Regions from separate parts of the Homo sapiens genome. Here region 2 is linked to region 1. A link is an interaction called in ENCODE POLR2A ChIA-PET data of the cell type or tissue named here. Cell type or tissue: OCI-LY7. All regions are shown on one strand. Links, peaks and the distances in the headings refer to the core of each region. The heading gives the core; the rest is flanking DNA.

Region 1 (4,390 bases), core at 221-4,220:
CCTGTCTCCCCTAAAAATACAAAAAAATTACCCAGGCATGATGGTGGGGGCCTATAATACCAGCTACGCTGGAGGCTGAGGCAGGAGAATCACTTGAACCTGGGAGGTGGAGGTTACAGTGAGCTGAGATCACACCACTGCACTCCAGCCTGGGCAACAGAACAAGACCTAGTCTCAAAAAAAAAAAAAAAGAAAAGAAAAGAAAAAGAAGGCATAGAGGCAAGAGATGGTAAAAGCCAAGGCTGACCGTCTACCCTCAACAAGTAGTGAAATCAGGGAAGTTTGTCCTTAACAAACCACATCCCATTTTTCATCCCACCCCAAAACCCCACATTTCTTTTATTAAAAAATTAACTTTTGCTGGGTGTTTTTCTGGTTATGAAACAATAATAAGTTACCTTGTTGAAAACCTGGAAAATTCAGAAAAGAATCAAAATTAACATTTGGTATGCTGCAGTAGACTTGTACTGACCCTAGGGAGTTGATTTTGTGCATTTCTTCCTCACTTCAAGGGCAGTGACTTGGTGTTGGTTGAAATTAGCCATGATAGGGATATTTACACCATAGAAATTGATAAATGCTATGAATCAGGGCTTTGTCCTTGAGAGCCAGTTGCTGAACATTCACTATCACCCCACTGTGACCCCACCCTCCTCTTTAGATTGCCGAGGTCCTGCGGCCTCCTTGCATGTGCACCTCCCTCCAGCTCCAGTTCGGGCTCTACTCTTGGATTTCAGAGAGATTCTGCCTGACCCCCTTTTCATGAAGTAGATTGATTGTGTCTCTGCTCCTTACAGGCAAACGCACTTACCCGAAACAGAGGCAGAGCAGTATTGGGACACTCATCTGCCAGGCCCAAATGCTGTACCACTCTTCCTCTGCAGACCCCAGTGTGGTCCTCACCTCCAAGTTCTCGCTATAGAAGCCACATCTGCTCCCATCAGCAAAAAAAATAAAGCAAAAAAAAAGCCACTTCTGCAGCCCAGCTTGGCACCTTCCAGCTTCTATACCTGCCCTGAGGCCAATCTAGTTTTCTCATAAAGGGAATTTCCCGACAGATACTAACTTTTGGACCATCCCATGTAGCCTCACGCTTGTCCCAGGATGGCGTTGTGTCCTGGTTTGCCTCTTGACCAGGCTTGCCCAAGTTATTAAGGGGTCTGGTGGCAGCCCTAAGGGAGCTAGCCTTCCGGTTTGGAGTTCATGGAAGAACACTGTCTCTGGAAGGAAGTGGGAGGAGCAAGGCAAGACTCCAGTCCTAGAGGAACAGCAATACAAGCCCAGAGAACCAAGGACTGCAGACAGGCATAAGGTCAAAGTAAGGTCAGTTGATTATAGTTTCAAGGCTGGGCACGGTGGCTCATGCCTGTAATCCCAGCACTTTGGGAGGCCAAGGCGGGCGGATCACCAGGTCAGGAGATTGAGATCATCCTGGCCAACATGGTGAAACCCCATCTCTACTAAAAATACAAAAATCAGCTGGGTATGGTGGCACGCACCTGCAGTCCCAGCTGCTCCAGAGGCTGAAGCAGGAAAATCACTTGAACCAGGGAGGCGGAGGATGCAGTGAGCCAAGATTGCATCACTGCATTCCAGCCTGGGCGATAGAGCGAGACTCCGTCTCAAAAAAAAAAAAAAGAGAAAAAAACAAAACAAAACAGGTCAATGCCTCAGTTTCATATACCTACAAATTGGAAGTAATAATAGTATCCACCTCAATGTGTTATAGAAATAAGGAAATACGTGAAGCCTGTAGAACAATGGCTGGCATATATTAAGCACTATGTAAGCATTAGCTATTATTATGCAAACCCTTCTGTAGAAGAAAAAGTGTGTACATTTGATTCTAAATCAGGCTTCTGGCTTCAGACCAAAAACTCCTTCAATGCCCTTTGTTAGTATCTACAGGCCATCTATTTTTCCCATGTTATCTTGGATCATTTTCACATAGTCAGTGTAGATGGGTCCATACACCACCACCTCCCCAGGGAAATAAAGATTTCCATCACCCAACCCTCTGCATCAGAACATTATTCTAACCAGAGTCATAACAATCCGTAGAAGGATTTATCCATCTGGGACAATGTTCCTTTAAAGAGCCTGAATTAGAGAGCCATTTTGAAAAAAAGTATTTTATAGATGATACTAGTACTAAGAGCACCATTTATTGAGATGTTACAAAGTGTTCTGTGTACCTTTCCTCATTTTATATCCTTTTATCCTGTAACTTGATAAAATAGATTATTTTCCTTTTTACAACTGAGGAAACCCAGGCTTAAAACCAAAGTTGGCTGTTTTGTCCCAGGTCACACAGGTAAGTCAGTAGTAGTGTTTGGCCGCCCATGCCCTATTCTAATGAAAAGTTACCAGCCCACATCCTCTATTCCCCAGGAAGCCATTTTCCGGTACCACATGACTCAGCTGTTTCCCCTTATTACTTGGACTAGAGTGAGCGCCCCCCACCCAAAGACAGCCAAGTACAGAGATTAGTTCAAGGACACGTACAGCTGGCTCAAAAATGTCAGATGGGGCCTCACCTGATGCCTCATGCCTGTAATCCCAGCACTTTGGGAGGCCAAGGCAGGTGGACAGCTTGTGCCGAGGAGATCAAGACCAGCCTGGGCAAAATAGGGAGGCCCTGTCTCTACAAAAAATTTGTTAATTAGCTGGATGTGGTGGTGCACGCCTGTGGTTCCGACTACTCAGAAGGCTGGGGCGGCATGATCTCTGAAGCCTGGGAGGCGGAGGCTGCAGTGAGCCATGATCACACCACTGCACTCTAGCCTGGGCAACAGAGTGAGACCATGTCTCAAAAAAAATCAGATAGAACCATTGGAGTCTCTCTCTTCCTCCCTCCCTCCCTCCCTCTCTCTGAAATTTGAAATAAGGAACACAGAGTTTGCCATTTGGCAGCAGAAACAGGAGGCAAAAGGATTCATCAAGAGATCCACGAGGTAGGGTCAGAGCCATGGCAAGCTAAAGCCCTGTGCAAGCCAAACTTCTGAAAAGCAAAAACTGTTAGTAAGCAGAGGGACCCAGAAGGCATAAAAAGGAGACTGAAGCCAATATGCAGAAAGTAGCTGAGACAGGTCACCCTGAGGCTGGGTGGAAGGAAGACCATGGGCTCCTGTTGCTGAAGTCCTGAGCCCACTGTGGATCTGGACCCACCCTCCTGCTCCAATGAGGGCTCTGCTCATGAATTTTAGAGAGATTTCTGCCTGGGCCCACATTTCTCAATGTGGCTTGATTGAGACTCTGTTCTTTTCATCCAAATGAGCCTCCCTGAAACAGAAGCAGAGCAGTGGTGTGGAGTTCATCCATCTGACCCCACATACTACCTCTGCGCTCCCATCCTCCACAGACCAGAGATGTCACCAGGTGCACTGATGGGCCCTAGGAAAGGATCAGATACCATAGCTGCAGCCAGTGCTAATTCAGGTCTGCTATCCATATCCAAATCTAAAGTGTACTTTGCAAATGAAGAGTCAAGGAGTAAATGGGAAACAGCAAAAATTCCAAAAAGTGGATTTTGTCAATAAGAACAGCCCCCGAATGTTCACTTATTGCTAAGGGGAGGAAGCTATAAAAAGCTAATGTACATTATGACCAGGTGCAGAAGCTCACGCCTATAATCCCAGCACTTTGGGAGGCCGAGGCAGGTGGATCACTTGAGGTCAGGAGTTCAAGACCAGCCCGACCAACATGGTGAAACCTTGTCTCTACTAAAAATAAAATTAGCCAGTCTTGGTGGCATGCACCTGTAGTCCCAGGTACTCAGGAGGCTGAGGCAAGGGAATCACTTGAACCCAGGAGGTGGAGGTTGCAGTGAGCTGAGATCGCGCCACTGCACTCGGCCTGGGCGATAGGACCAGACTCCATCTCAAAAAAAAAAAAGTAATGTACATTATGTTGCCATTTTTGCAAATATGATTATGTGTGTGTATGTATACACACACATAATCATATTTTCATATATATATATGAAAAGACCACAAGGAAAGGCCTTCACTCATCATCAAATATTTAATATTTAGTGATATAATGGTGTGCAAAAATCTGTTCTCCAGATACAATGCTGAACAAAAGTGACACAGTTCCTACCCTCAAGGAGCATACAGTCCAATGAGGGAGATCAATCGTAAGAAAAAAACACACACATTGCAATCATTCTAAATGCCATGAGGGAGATGCACTTGGTGAAGAACCTTTCTCAGGGGCAATTTGACGTGGTCAAAGAGGTCAGTGAAGGCCTGTTTGATGACCAAGATGTGATGGGAGAATATGCACCACCCACATGAACAGCAGGGAAAAGAGTTGTCCAGGAAGAGGCTACAGCAGGGGCAAAGCCCCATTGGAGGAGAGACTACAGCAAGTATAAGAAACTGAAAGA
Region 2 (4,390 bases), core at 189-4,188, 79 kb before region 1:
GCATTTCTGAACCTGTCTTAAGAGCTATCACCTTACTCTGATGACATTCCAAGTGCTTACACAGGCCTCTGAGACTCCCTACCATGGCTCTGAATTTAGTCCGGCTACACAGGCCTCTTGACTGTTCCTTACTTATTTATTTATTTATTTTTGAGATGGAGTCTCACTCCGTCACCCAGGCTGGAGTGCAGTGGCGCAATCTCGGCTCACTACAAGCTCTGCCTCCCATGTTCAAGCGATCCTCCTGCCTCAGCCTCCCAAGTAGCTGGGACTACAGGGATGCCACAATGACCAGCTAAATTTTTGTGTATTTTTAGTTCAGACAGGGTTTCACCATGTTGGCCAAGCTGGTCGCGAACTCCTGACCTCAAATGACCTGCCCATCCTGGCCTGCCAAAGTGCTGGGATTACAGGCATGAGCCACCGTGCCCAGCCATGACTGTTCCTTAAATACACAGAAGCCTCCCACCTCAGAGCCTCATTAGCTCTTCCCTCTGCCTGGAGTAAGCTTCCCCAGATACTCTCAGGCCTCTCATGCTCTCTTCACTCAAGCCTCTGTTTAAGTGTCTCTATCAGAAAGGTTGGCTGTGTTCATCCTAGCTCAAGTAGCATGCATCACCCTTCCCCTGAGTTACTTTCTTTGGACATTTATCTCTACTTGTCATTATATTATATGCTTGTTTGATTCTTGCCTGTCTCTCTCTACTAGAATGTTAGCTCATGTGAGCAGAGGCTTTGTTTTGTTCACAGATGGACAGAAATCATGCCTGGCACGTAGTAGGCGCTCAATGAATATTTGTTGCATTGTTTCACAAAGACTCACCCCATTCCTTCTTTCACTAATGTCTACTTAGAACTCAGAACAAAATCTAAGGCATCATTTTTCCTACAGATTCCTCCAGTGACCTTTTCCCGGAATGTGACATTCTACCAGAATGCACTTTGACAATTAAAAACCTCAGCATTTCTTCCTAGACTAGTTTTGTCACTGTCCTAATCTTTTTCTTTTTTTTTTTTTTTTCTATTTCTGGCTTGGTCTCATGTTTCAGGGAAATTACTCAATAGATGCTCCTATTACTACATTTTTACTATGAAAGAATAGAATTTCGGCCAGGCATAGTGGCTCATGTCTGTAATCCCAGCACTTTGGGAGGCCAAGGCAGGCGGAGGCGGATCACCTGAGGCCAGGAGTTCGAGACCAGCCTGACCAACATGGCAAAACCCTGTCTCTACTAAAAATACAAAAATTAGCTGGGCGTAGTGGCAGGTGCCTGTAATCCCCGCTACTCAGGAGGCCGAGGTAGGAGAATTGCTTGAATCCAGGAGGTGGAGGTTGCAGTGAGCTGAGATCTCACCATTGCATTCCGGCCTGGGCGACAGAAAAAAACAAACAAACTCAAAAAAACAAACTAACAAAAAAACTCAAAAAACTCAAAAAAAAACCTCAAAAAACTCAACAAAACAAACAAACTAACAAAAAAACAAAGAACAGAATTTCACCAACAAAAATCCTGTTTATCTAAGGCCAGACTTACAGATTTCTCTGCGCAGTCAGGTTTTCCCTCTGCCTTCTGTGTATTGCCGCTTTGTTAAATCAAGATGATATGGTTTGGCTGTGTCCCCACCCAAATCTCATCTTGAATTGTGGCTCCATAATCCTCAGGTGTCATGGGAGAGACCTGGTGGGAGGTAATTGAATAATGGGGGTAGGTTTTTCCCGTGCTGTTCTCGTGATAGTGAGTAAGTCTCACAAGATCTGATGGTTTTATAAAGGGCAGTTCCCCTGCACAGGCACTCCTTCCTGCTGCCATGTAAGACATGTCTTTGTTCCTCCTTCACCTCCTGCCATGATTGTGAGGCCTCCCCAGCCATGTGGAACTGTGAGTCCATTAAACCTCTTTCCTTTATAAATTACCTAGTCTCGGGTATTTCTTCACAGCATATGAAAATGGACTAATACACCAGGCTTTGCCACCCTCATCTCCCCTCACCCCTGCCCTGTCTGCCCAGGTCAGTGCCCTCCAGCCTTGTACCTTTCAGATATGGGTTGTGACCTGTGACCCATTTAGTGGGTGATGAAATTAATTTGGTGGCTTGTGAACAGCATTTTAAGAAAAAAATAGAATAGGAAATACAGAAAATGTGTTTCTTATTGTGATACATGTTCAAGAAAGTTTGAAAGCACTGCTCTGGCCTGTATGGGTCAAAGAAGCTTTAGTACTATTTTTCTCTTTAGTTGCCTTCAGCAGATTCTAGAAGAAGGGGCTTCGGCACTCCTGGCCTCGCACAGTGGGCCTGTGGTGGATTGTAGAAAATGGTCAGTTCTCTTTTAAAATGCTGCCAACAGCAGCGCAGGTGGTGGGCACACCTGTTCTTTTAACTGTATCTGTTTCATAAGGTAAGTATACCTGGGACACTGAAACTCTCAGTACCAACACTCCACTCATACCCTGCGCTCAGAGACTTCACCAAACCATCGCATGGCTTCTAGCAGCCTGAGGCCACGTCCCTGGGATGGCCCAGCCCCCTTTTGAGTTGCTGTCTGGGAAAGCTTAAGGCTGTCAAAAGAATTGAGTTTGTTCCACCAACATCTGACAACAGGCCCCTGATCTTGCTTTTTTAGAGCATTTACTAAAAAAAGGAGGCTTACCATTGTGAATCCTTCCTCTGTTGCTCTGAGCTACTATGTATGTGTTGCCTACAGCTCAGGGGTGTCTTTCTCAAGGACCTGAAAGCCATTCCCCTCAAGGTAATTATCAGGAAGGAGAGAGGATCCTAGCTTCGAGAACTGCCAGCTAGCAGACACAGCTGGTCTCATCATATTGACTCTGCCCAACACTTTGTCATTTTTCACTTCCCTGACTCTACCTGAACCTGCTCGCTCCACCTCCTGCCTCCCTTATTCTCCCTTTAAAAGGCCCAGTCAGCATCTCTGCACAAATCAGAATAGAGCTCAGCTCTTTCCGCTACTGTCAGCAGTTACTGAATAAAATTTGTTTTCACTGCTTTAACTAATGTCCAGCTTGTTTATTTTTATTTTTAAACCATATACGTACACATGCACACGCGCACACACACACACTTCTTCTCAAGACAAACATTGCTTCTCAGAGATAGCTGATTCTTGTCATCCTCATAATCTAGAGTATCTTCCCTTCCTATGTTTAAGTTATAAGTAAAGTTTTAACTGTTCCAGTCTGGTCTTTGATGTTCCTTAGGAAATTAAATGAAGAGTTGTGTATGGGACTCTTTCCTTACAGGGAAGAGTTGGGGCTATGAGGTCCAAATTTCCGTGCCCACTGGGAGCTTCTCCTTCCACTGCCAAACGTGGAGGAACCAGGATTCGTGTTACAAAGGGAGATTTCCAGTTGTCTTACACATCAAAGGCCACCCCCTTTTCCCTCTACCCAGCTTTAACTTTCCCAAAGAATTTATAAGCAGGAAGTCTCATATTCTCTATCCAGGCAGATGAGTAGAGATGGTTGGGCATGGGTTTCAAGGCAGCGTTTCATGTGGGAATCAATAACAAAGCAGACATCTGAATGTGCAAAGAGAAAAGGAAAATCCCCAGGTGCCAGTAAACAAACATGGAAGTGAAAAACAGAGTGACTGGTAAGCAGCCAGGCCAATGGTGGGGAGACTGGGGAGGGTGGGACTGGACCTGGATTCATCCCCAGCACCAAAGAGTTTTCAACTGTGGCCACATGCAGGAACGGAACATAAGGCATGGGCCTATGGAGGGCGGGAGAGAACTGAGATCCTGTATGAAGGCTGCACGTCCAGTGAAAAGGAGCTGGTCCAGAAGATGCCATACACCAGCAGGGAGGAGCTGGTGCAGGGGGAGGCACTAAGAAAAGCTGGGCAGATGCCTGGCCCCGGCCAAACTGCCCAGACATGAGATTATCACTTAGACCCAGCGGGGAAATTGGAAGGCTCAGCAGCAAAGTTAAGGTCAAAACTCCGTTTGACTCACAGCTGGTGCACTGGCACTCAGATCCAGGGCCCAAGATCACTCCAGAACATTCCCCACCAGTGAGGAAGCTGGGTCTGTGATTCCCAAGGGTTTCCACCAAGAAGTCCTAAGGCAGAACATCTACCTCTGGGGATGCCCAGAGGGGAAGGTCTGAAGCTATTCATGGAACCCCAGATTTCTTTAAAGCCTCTGATTTTCCTTTTCAAATACACAGGAGTCTTGCATTGTAACCAAAACAAACTAAATTGATAACAAGGTTTCCAGTGATTAAAGGGAAGTCTCATACCCCAAGTTACACGTGCCCCAATTTGAGAAGCACAGACCAGGGAGGGCTTCAGAGACAACACAGGAACAATGGTGGACGCAGGCTAAAAGGTCAGACCTGTAATCAAAAACCTAGAAGGGGGTCTCCTGTAA

What was found. ChIA-PET counts read pairs that join two places held together with the same protein. Peaks named below come from ENCODE experiments on the same cell type or tissue, not always from the same donor. Only the 100,000 strongest peaks of a DNase experiment are listed, where the experiment ranks them.
Region 2: POLR2A ChIA-PET joins it to region 1 with 5 read pairs; 5 of 35 experiments call an interaction of 5 or more read pairs at or near these places.

Annotation. Positions count from the first base shown.
Region 1 is chr3:183,561,796-183,566,185 of GRCh38, forward strand. No RefSeq gene overlaps it. Among named protein-coding and RNA genes, the nearest start is that of KLHL6, 8.3 kb to the left of the region's middle. RefSeq lists enhancers at 745-1,245, 1,246-1,746. In OCI-LY7, for the core only: a CTCF peak has its summit at 2,450; a DNase peak (open chromatin) is centred at 2,409; H3K4me3 peaks cover 889 bases; H3K27ac peaks cover 4,000 bases.
Region 2 is chr3:183,482,864-183,487,253 of GRCh38, forward strand. No RefSeq gene overlaps it. Among named protein-coding and RNA genes, the nearest start is that of SNORA63E, 31 kb to the left of the region's middle. In OCI-LY7, for the core only: no CTCF peak of the experiment used is centred there; DNase peaks (open chromatin) are centred at 1,799 and 2,815; H3K27ac peaks cover 2,315 bases.